2 separate regions of the Homo sapiens genome follow, and region 1 is linked to region 2. Evidence: read pairs that join two places in POLR2A ChIA-PET (ENCODE). Cell type or tissue: PC-9. All regions are shown on one strand. Links, peaks and the distances in the headings refer to the core of each region. The heading gives the core; the rest is flanking DNA.

Region 1 (5,386 bases), core at 240-5,239, 170 kb before region 2:
TTTCACTGTTGAGTATGATGTTAGCTGTGGGTTTTTAATATATGGTCTTTATTGTGTGGAGATAGTTTTCCTCTTTTTCTAATTTGTTGTGTTGTTGTTGTTTTTAATCATGAAAGAGGTTCAATTTTGTCAAATGCTTTTTCTGCTTCAGTTGAGATGATCACAAACCTGAGCTTTTATAACTAGGAAATGGCTTTAATTCCCAGCCCAAAAAGTTATCGGAAGAGGCCCCAGCAATTTAAAAGTTATAGTTTTGTTTCATGAAACCCTGTTCTCTTCCATGCCTCTTGGTGAATCCAAACACTTGTCAATTGCATCAATCAAACCTAGATATTTTCCTTCCCTGACCTGTCTACTGTATTCTTAAGCCTAGCAGTAACTAACTATAGTATTCCCTTCTTTCTTGCTAACAATTGAAGGAAAAAATAAATCAATTTGGACTAATTAACAAATGGCTAGGAGTCAGGTTTTATGGAATGAATTTACTTTTATTTTGAAAAATCTTACAGTAAAATTGACTTCTTTTTGGTATACAGTTCAAGGAATAAACATGCATAGATTCACGTAACTGCTGCCGCAATCAGGATACAGAACAGTTCTATCACTCCCAAAAAACTCCTGCATGTCATCTCTCTTTATTGTCACATCCTCCTCCTTCCTTGATCCTCTGGCAACCACTAATCTTCTTCTTTCGTCTTTTTGAAAATGTCATATGGTGTGTAATATGTTGTGTCTGTGACTAAAAGCTTAAATGTGACTGATGATTTTGCTAAGAACCATTTTGAGCAACATCCTTCTTGTTCTGCAGAATTGTCCCAAACTGTGAACCTGATATCATCATCATCATGGTAGGAGTTCATAATCAAAGGTTCATAGGTTAGATTGGCCTCACAATACTAGTGTCTAAACTTCTATCTGTCTCTAACTTCTCGATGGAGAAGGGTGTTGGCCAAATTCTAAGGCCAGTGGTTGATGATTGGGATTAAGCTTTTAGCACCTATGCCACAAGAAATAATAGGAAATAAGGTTACCATCTGTGGTACATGGTCATTTCATGACCATCATATGTTATCTATACATGAAGGACAGTGAGGAGGAAATGTAGTAAGCTAAAAACTAAAGGACTGTACAGATATTATTTCAGAGAGATTATAAAGCAACTATCTTTTGCTTCTACTGTAGTGGTCAGTGAATTAATTTTCTTGGTTCGTTGGATGAAACAAATTTAGTAAAGTGGAAATAGTCATATTGTGTCTATTAGAATGCTTTTGACTGCAAGCAGGTAGAATATCTGGCTAAAAGTGACTGAAATAATGAGCTTTATTATCTCACACAAAAAAGACATCCAGAAGTAGGTGGTTCTAGGGCTGAATCAGTGGTCTCAATAATGTCATGAAGAATGAATGAAGCTTTTTTCATCCTCCATTCCACCGTCCTCACATGAAAACGTTTGGTCTCTTACTTGCAAGATGGCTGCTGCAGCTCCAAGTACTGGGTCCTCAGACAATTGCATTGCTATGTAGGAAGCCGGGAGCAGCTCAGGTGACAAGAGAGCTCTTCTCATGTGTGCTTGCTTTTTTTTTTTTCGTCTTGAAGGAAAACTGTTTTCCAAATCCCCCCAACAGACTTAGCGTTATGTCCCATAGTCAGAACTGGGTCCCTTGGTCATTTGTTAACATGAAGGCAAAGTGGGTCTCTAGCATTTAACTGTTATCATGTGACATGGGCTGGGACAGGAGGGATGGAAGGTGAGGAAACTGACTCCTGGAGAGGCAACAGATTTGCCTCACTCCGTTGTGAGGATTAAATGCAGTAATGTGGGTAAAGCACCTCTTATTGGGCTGGCACATAAGGGGCTCAATCCTCATTAATTCTTTTTATTTCATGTTTCCCTTCTCCCCTTCAATTTTCTTTCCTCATTTTTCACGTTTAGGAGAAATACAGAAATTCAAAAGTTTTGCTGACCTTCCCTAGATAAAGGCCCTGCTTGTCTCTCCCACCCTCCTCCTACTTCTTGGAGTTCTGCAGCTCGAGTTTCCACAAACCAATTGGAATCTCCTGGACCTCTCAAAAGTCCCTCACCTTAGACTGAGGAATACATTGTTATGGCTGGTCCATAGATGTCAATTACAGACATAAAACTGAGAAATCCTTATAAAGAAAAAAAAAGAAAACCCATCAGAGTATGTTGTCATTACAATGTTAGCCTCCACTAGAAAATCATCTATTTCAGTGGAGTGAAGCTCTTTTCATACAAAAAAGGAGCAAAAGGCGCCCGCATCTGTGCCTGTCTGTACTGACTGCTGGCTCTGAGCACCATAAGATGTTTCTTGCCATTAGAGCAATGATTTCAATTTTTCCATTCCAACTGTGGTGAAAATGAATAAGAAAACTGAGTCCTGCCTCTGGAAGCAGCATACAGGTTCCACACTAATCAAAAAAGGAAGATTCATTATTAGACAATATTTCACTCCCCAGACTTTGAAAGTTCCTACATTTGTCAGAGTAGCTCTGAATCACTTCACAGCCACCGCAGGATTAGAATGGGGGTATTGTACAAGCCTGACCCTTTGCAGTTAAGTTTTTTTCCCCTTCTAAATGAGCTGCTCTTGCTACTCTCTGAGTCACTGCAATCCAAATCTCATAATTTCATCTCCTTCTCTTCTATCATTTTACCAGAGAGCCATTTAAAGGGGGGGCAGGCATGCAGATTTTATTAAAGGGGCCATAGCACTCCCTAAAATGCATTTAACTAAGAAGTGCCAATGAAATATCGACACTGTCACCAGGTAAAGGAGAATGAAGTTTTTAGGACCTGCTTAGTAGTGATAAATACTTCAAAGGGCCACATTTCTATTTGCCAAACCAAAGCAGATTTAGCAATGGAATCATGAGACCGTCCTAATGAGGGTGACCCTGGGCTGAGTGCCTGAGTGACTCCCGGGCTCTAAGAAACCCCCTTCTCAGACATGGGCTTCCCTTTCTCTCACCCAGTGGAAAAGCCAGCAGAAATCTGCTGTGCAGTCCTATCACTTATGAACATCCAGAGACAACAATGTTGACAACCATAGGCTGTGGCACTGTGCAATTCTGTTGGACACATTGCAAAGGAAAACCACCAGCAGCTGCCCGAAGCTGGTTTTCTCTTATTAAAATTTGGTTAATAAAGCCTGTACCATGAAAGAAACCAGATGAAAAACCAGCCTTCATCAAGGAGGGCTTATTGCAGGCTGGGAAAGATATTGTTTTGTCCAAGTCAGTAGGTTTCTATCAACTTGAACACCTCTGCATGGACTTAGGTGCTCTGGGATAATACGGAGGGAGTTGGAAGACTGCTGCTGTCTTGTGAGAGCATTCCCTTTTCTGTCTTTGGGAGCAGGAGCAGACTGACATACAGGAAACTGAGAGAAACCTGCTTAAGGAGGGTATGGAATCATGCGCAACTGTGTGGGCTGAGTGCAAGTGGATTAAAAAGGACACAAAGGTTGGTGTGAGATGATGAGTGCCTTCCAAACAGGGGCCCAGGTGGCTCATTTTGGTATCCTCAACATTGTGAACTTGTCACACAAGGTAGGGATTTAATAAGTAAATTTCAAGTAAAGGTCAAGTCTACGCTTTCACCTGTAATTTCAACCTGCCCCATTTTATACCTTACTGCATTTGCCCTTGCACTTAAAATATACACCAAAATAAAAGCACCTCAAAACCCCATTGAGTTTCTAACCAGTTACACGCTGACACACACACACTTACACATTCAGAATCTCTCATTCTCGTTGTTCTCTCTCAATCTCACACTCACTTTATATCTCCTCCATCTCCAGCATTGTTGCCAGGAGTTGGAGACAGAGTAGAATAGCACTTACTTTTTTGATTTTTCCAAATTTTCACCAACCAGTTCACAAAAGCACAAGGATGAAGAATTAGAAAAGTGGAGGAAGGACCTGGTGCAGTGGCTCACACCTGTAATTCTAACACTTGGGGAAGTTGAGGCAGAAGGATCACTTGAGCCCAGGAGTTCGAGACCAGCCTAAGCAACATAGAGACACCCCATCTCTACTAAAAAAAAAAAAAAATTTCGCTGGGTATGGTGGTGGATGCCTGTAGTCCCAGCTACTCAGGAGGCTGAGGTGGGAGGATTGTTTGAGCCTGGGAGGTCAAAGCTGCAGTGAGCTATGATCACACCACTGCACTCCAACCTGGGTGACACAGTGAGACTCTGTCTCAAAAAAAAAAAAAATGTGGAGGAAGGAGACAAGCGAGATGATGGGAGAGGGGAAGAGAAGAGAAAGAATAGGTGAGAAAGAAAACCAGAGAAGTTAAGCTTCCCATTGTGGGTAGGGAGTGAATTGTGAATGACAATGCTTTTCCTCTATCAAGGTTAAGGAGGATGGCTCCCAGATTGTACAGCAGAGTGAGAGTCCTGCAAAGATAAACTGCTTTGGATGCACTGACTTGTGGAGAAGGAGAAAAAAGGAGTGGAACAATTTCCATTCTGTCATAAATTCTGGCCATGCATTTTTCTTGAAGAGTTTAGCTTCTCATGGATATGACACGTTTTTGTATAGGTCCTATTCATTAAGCTGACTCTAGCATAAAGTTAAATGACAAATGCTTTGTTGGGAAAATGTTGGACCACTTCATGGATGCAGATGCCTTCTTGGCAGCTGTGATGGTTAATGGTTAATTTTATATGTCAACTTGGCTGGGCCATGGGGCGTCCCGATACTTGGTCAAACATTATTCTGGTTGTTTCTGTGAGGGTATTTTTGGATAAGATTTGCACTTAAATCGGTGGACTTCGGGTACAGCAGATGGCCCTCCATAATGTGGGTGGGCCTCATCCAATCCCCTGAAAGCCTAAATAGAACAAAAGGCTGACCTCAGAGCAAGAGGGAACTCCCCAGCATACTGCCTGTAGACTTCATCTACATCGGCAATTCCTGCTTGTCCAGGAGACTGCCTTGGATTTGAACTGCACCTCTTTCCTGAGAGGCCTCTCCTGTCAGATTTTGGACTTGCCAGCCTCCACAATATCTTAAAATCTATCTATCTATCTATCTATCTATCTATCTATCTATCTATCTATCTATCTATCTATCTAATCTATCTATCCATCTATCATCTTTCTGTCTATCCTGTCCATACACCTGTACACACTTTAGTGATTCTGCTTCTCTGTAGAACTCTGACTAATCCAGCATCCCCTAAGCTGACAAGCAAGGCTAAGATGTAACAAATGTGCTCGTGCCTTTCCTAACCAGCACCGTAACTGAGGAGTGTGGACTAAGAGGCCATGAGCCCAGGATCGTAAGTCAGTGGGCCTAGGTTATGTGTGAGCCTTGTCCCTTCCTAGTGCTCTGCTCTGGATAGATTACCTAAGCTC
Region 2 (5,386 bases), core at 191-5,190:
TGGGAATTAAAAATTACAAAAAAAAAATTCTAACACAGCAGCACAATGAAAGCTAATGGTTTTATCTCGATTTTATACACATATTTTCACAGATTTATGTTCATTCCTTTATTCACTCTTTTCCACTCTCCTCTTTGTCAATTAGTGCTAACTCAGAGAATAAGGCTGTGAGATTTTCCTAGACATAGTAATAATGGCAATTACCATATATTGAGTGCTTACTATGAGCTAGATACTGTGCTATGTGCTGTACGCATCCCTTTCAACCTCTTTGCACAGCTAGATCATTACTTCCAAGTTATAGATGCAACAACTAAGGCTTCGAGAGGTCATATTCGCAGCTTTAAATATAATCTATAAACTGTTATCCAATTTATATTTCTAGCCTACATCTCTTGTGAGCGCCAGATCTGTTTTTACAATTACCTGCATACCATCTCCCCTTGGATATATCACAAGCATCTCAGATCAAACATGTTCCAAACTGAGCTTAGGATCTAGTCCTCTCTACGCCCAGGCTAGACTCTCCTCTAAATGTTCTTAACTTCAGGAAACAGCACCTCATATCAGAAAAATGGAAGTCATCAGAGACACTACTATTCTGCAATGTCACCAAAGCAGAGAGCCACTAGTCCTGTCAGCTCTACCTCCTAAATCTGTTTTGGAGCCATTAACCACTCCATTGACTGCCACCATCATCTCTCACCTGAAAAATGGCACCAGCCTTTTTCACATTGGTTTCCTTCTCTCATCTACTGTGTGATGAGGTACAATAATCAGAGTGATTTAAATACAAATCAAGTTTTTACCTCATTAAAAAAATCTTTCAATGGTTACTCATTGCTCTTAGAAAAGACCAAGATTCTTGCCAGTGCCTATAAGGCCCTGTATAATCTGGCTTCACTACCTCTGTATCTTTCTACTTCCCTCTCTTTCACTGGGCTCTAGTCTAGCTTGACTTTTTTCAGTTCCTCTTTTGTCTCAAGTTCCTTCCTGACTTGGGTTCTTGGAGCAAGCTGTCCTTTAGCCTGTGATGCTCTTGTATACTCTGTTTGGCTAACTCCTACTCATTCTTTGAGCCTCAGCTTACCTATTGTTTCAAAAATAGTTTTCACTGCCCCCCTTGACAGATTACCCCTGTGTTACTTCTTTATACTATGATGTAAATACTTATTTAAATATTTATTTTTCACTGGTTTCCCTAACTAGAATATAAACTTCATTAGGGCAAAGACCATGTCAATCTTGTAAACAACTGCATCGCTTGTGCCCATCACAATGCCTGGCACATAGAAGACGCTCAATCAAAATTTGTTAAATGAATAAACGAGGCAAGTAACTGGCTCAAGGTCACAGGATTTGAACCCAAATCTCAATGTGTCTTGTTCTAAAGCACATTCCCTTTTAAAATCTTGCAAAGCAGGACAGAGTTTGTCATAGAAATATGGTATATACACCCAATGAACTACTAGCTAGCCTTCAAACAGAAGGAAATTCTGTCCTTCCAACAACGTGGATGGAACTGGAGGACATCATGCTAAGTGAAATAAGCTAGGCACAGAAAGACAAGTATGTATGATCTCATTTCTATGTAGAATCTAAAAAGCTGATCTCTATTGCACTGCATAATGACTACAGTTATTCAAAATAACATACTGCATATTTCAAAATTGCTAAAAGGATAGATTTTTAATGTTCTTGTCACAATAAAATAAGTTGGTGAGGTGATGGATATGTTAACTAGCTTGATTGATTCTTTCTATAATGTATACAGAGATTAAAATATCACATTGTATCCCCTAAATATACACAATTTTTTGTCATTTTGTAAAAAAAGTTTTAAAAAATAAATTCAACATATCATAATCACCTTCCAGGGATGTAAATTTCTCAAGTCTCCATGTCCTAACTGACTCAAATGGATGGCTAGTTAGATGGTTAAAAGGAATAAAGTCTGGGAGTATGGTAGGATGGGGTGGAGCCTGTCTCCCACAGCAAATGAGACATAATAAATACCTACTGGCCTGCAAAAGTAGTCAAAAATAGAGAAGTGAGAGTATGGATGAGGGAAAAGAGACCTTAGAGACTGCTGAGCTGCTATAAGCCTCAAGAAAATGAGATTCAAGAACGAAGGAAACAAATATTTAATATAGCTGAAAAGAACAGAGACAGAGAGACTTTCAAAAGACAAAATATAATCTTTCAAAGGGGAATAAAACTTACTGGACATGATTTTCTGCATATATTTTCTCTTTTCCTTACTTGTATGTACAGAGAGCAGATAAGGCACAACACAGTAAAGAATGAAATACTGGATATGCCTGAAGAAAGCCTCTCTGAGCTTTGAGGACTGGGGAGTACTTCTTGTCAATTTGAGACACAGGATACTTGTCTCCATCATTATAATTCAAAAAACATTCCCTGCTCAGGGGGTCTGTCACTGATCTTCACATTGAGGTAAAGAGAGATGAGCAAAGAAGGCTGTGACCAGCACAGGCTATGTTAGCCCTTTATCCCTCTTGTTCTGCGAATGCAGTCATTTTCTTCCACAAACATGTAGGACTTTACATTTTTCCATGATGAATGTGGACTTGTTACATTTGCCCTAGTTGTCAAGGTCTGGGAACTTTGGCTCTATTCCTCTCCTTCAATCCATTTTTTTCTTGAACTGTCCCAGCTTCCCGTAAGAAGTACTCGATTGTTAGGAACTTTAAAACGTGTATTTCTCATGTTGTTGTCCCTTTGTGTGGAAGAAATGGTTATAGCAACTGGGTTATCAGCTATGTGGCAAAAGAAAAGAAAAAAAACCTGTTCTCTATTCCTCCCTCATGTTCTCCATAAAAGGCAATAAAATTCTTCAGTAAATACAGTATCATCTGGCATGGTTGGAATTGTTCTAATTATGTACTCTGGTTAACAATGTCTGAACCATACATGGATTACCAATTTCCAAAGAATTAAAATAAAATACACTTGGTAATAAAATAATACAAGAGCCTGATATGATTTGTCTCTGATTAGTCAAAAGGTGCACAAAGATCTTGTAGCACCGTGAATCACAGTTTAGAGAATTTTATTACATGATGGTGCTCACAGGCTAGCTGACGAAACATCAGATAACAGATTTCACTGTATCTGGTATTGGCTGGTCACAGAGCCAATGTTTTTTTGTTACTGGCTGGTCTTCTTATTAGAATACAAAAAAAAATCAAGTTTATATTGACATTTACAGCACTAAGCTCTGTGACTGGATCATTCTGTTTGTTTAAGAGGAATCTTACAAGCTTGTGGGCTTTAAAAAATTTCAGTGGCTATTGTTTTCATCTACTGCCACAATTTTTGCCCTTTGTAGATCCTTTAATATGTAATAATGACTACATTTAAAGGTCAAATTCCAGAATTTCTATTAATATGACAATGTTTTAGGGATGGATTACGATCCAGAGCTTATGGCAAAATAAAGAGAAAGGGGAGCAGAAGGGGGCATATATGAAATAAAAAGGGACTCAGATCATATAGCTGAAGAAAGAGGAAGGAATGGCAATGGTCCCTGTTCTCACTGTTCCTGAGGTGCAGCCTGTGCCTTTCTATCCTAGTTTTCAGCTGTCATTATTTTTTTAAATCAAATTGTAGTTGGGGTCAGCATGTGATATACTTTCATGTTGAAAGAAGAAAAAGGTGAGATAAATCAAGGCACAACATGAGTTATCCTTTCTCCTGAATTTTACTGTTTAAAAGATCTCTGGTAGGTCTAAAACCATGCTACATAGACATAAAATACCTCCATTTCACTCATAGCCAGGATATCTGCACTTATCCCCCTTCCCCAAACCAAATACATACAAGTAATTCTATTTTCTTGGTAAGGCAATTGTTGATTAATGAATCATCTTTCCTGTAATTTTTATTTTTATTTTTTTTGTAGCCTTAGTTTGGCTAAGTTCCCTGGCATTCCTGTTGAAGTGTGTAATGGAAAATTTGACCTCACATTCTTTGCTTTTTTGTAACATCACAAAACACTGATATAACAGGGCTACTAAAAAGTAGCTTGGAGATGAAGGGATGCACATAAAGAAAAAGCTCAGTGTGGAAAGGAACAAAGACGCAGTAAATCATGTGGAAGGTAAATATTTAGCTTCACAGACCTGAAGTTACATTCATCTTCAAGTGCTTACAGCTTAGGATGTCATAGAGTTTCCATCATAATTTTGCTTTTCTAAAGAGATTACAAACCAGCCATAAAAAGCCATTCTCAAAATTAACTTGGAACACAGGTAGGCCATTTTGTAGATTCCATAGCTTGTTTGAAAAATGGTGATTTAGGGTGGGGCAGGCAGAAGAAAGGTGTCAGGAAGTGATTTCTTGCATTTAGCTATATCTGAGCTGAAATAAAACTTTGGCAGTCACCCTTCTGTGATCACATCCAACTGTCTAAGGAAAATGTAACAGGTCATACAGAGTCAACTTTGGTTAACTGTAAAGCGTGGGATTTGGCAGCAAAGACATACTTCAGGACAGATTTTTCAGCAAAATTCATAGTGGAATACATGAACTCGTTATAAAAACCTTTTTCTTTTTAAAATGAGACTCTCTTCCCTAAGGCAAAGAAACCATTTTTTCAAATGCATAATCCAGGCTCAAGGGACATCTACCCAGCCACTGACAAAGTTTCTCCCTTTGCAGCCCTAATGATCCTACAACCTGAGAAAATGTCAACTTGGCTGTGATGGGAAAAGAGTCCCACATGGCTCCCAGCACCACCCTCTCAAAATGTCACAACCTCTTGGCATAGGACATCCTGTTCAGCCTGTAATAGTCATTCAAATGAAGTGTTTCATGATAACAACACTGGCTTATGTGTGTATTGTCAACCAAGACCGTCCTAAAGGCTGTCAGAATGCATATATAAGGGCCTGTTCAGTCTATTAATCATCTAGATGTGCTGAAAAAAGGAAGGGGGGAAAAAGCAGATGCAGAGAAGTCTGTACAAATCACTACTAGTTACTCAGGCTGCTGGGAAAATGTGCAGATGTTTCTTGATGCTACCTAAACTGTTTCTAAAACCACGGTCACATCTGTGTACTCATCTATATTAAAATGGAATGCTATTATCTGGAACTATACAAATGATTCTCGGGGAGAGAACTTTAATATACTGTTTATGGCCTGGATAAATAGTATTTATTTGAATAATTAATACTTTTTTTAAAAGAGGGAGTTAGATGAGAATTATGCAAATGAAATATGCAAATAAGCCACAAGAGAGAACTCTTTGTTTAATCTTATGTTGTAAGTGGTAAGAGATGGTTACCTGTTCCAGAGATTGTCTTAGGTTCCTACTTCTCACTGGCTTTTGTGGGTGCAGGAAGAAAAAAAAATATTCAGA

What was found. ChIA-PET counts read pairs that join two places held together with the same protein. Peaks named below come from ENCODE experiments on the same cell type or tissue, not always from the same donor. Only the 100,000 strongest peaks of a DNase experiment are listed, where the experiment ranks them.
Region 1: POLR2A ChIA-PET joins it to region 2 with 5 read pairs; 2 of 35 experiments call an interaction of 5 or more read pairs at or near these places.

Annotation. Positions count from the first base shown.
Region 1 is chr3:100,214,091-100,219,476 of GRCh38, reverse strand. No RefSeq gene overlaps it. Among named protein-coding and RNA genes, the nearest start is that of TBC1D23, 44 kb to the left of the region's middle. In PC-9, for the core only: no CTCF peak of the experiment used is centred there; no DNase peak of the experiment used is centred there.
Region 2 is chr3:100,040,123-100,045,508 of GRCh38, reverse strand. The region is part of intron 1 of CMSS1 (cms1 ribosomal small subunit homolog); the gene reads right to left. The region is part of intron 1 of FILIP1L (filamin A interacting protein 1 like); the gene reads left to right. LOC105374010 (a long non-coding RNA gene) reads right to left here. Exons shown (of 5, transcript NR_189163.1): 5 at 4,116-5,386. Among named protein-coding and RNA genes, the nearest start is that of FILIP1L, 72 kb to the left of the region's middle. In PC-9, for the core only: no CTCF peak of the experiment used is centred there; DNase peaks (open chromatin) are centred at 2,658, 3,148 and 3,968; H3K4me3 peaks cover 2,405 bases; H3K27ac peaks cover 3,762 bases.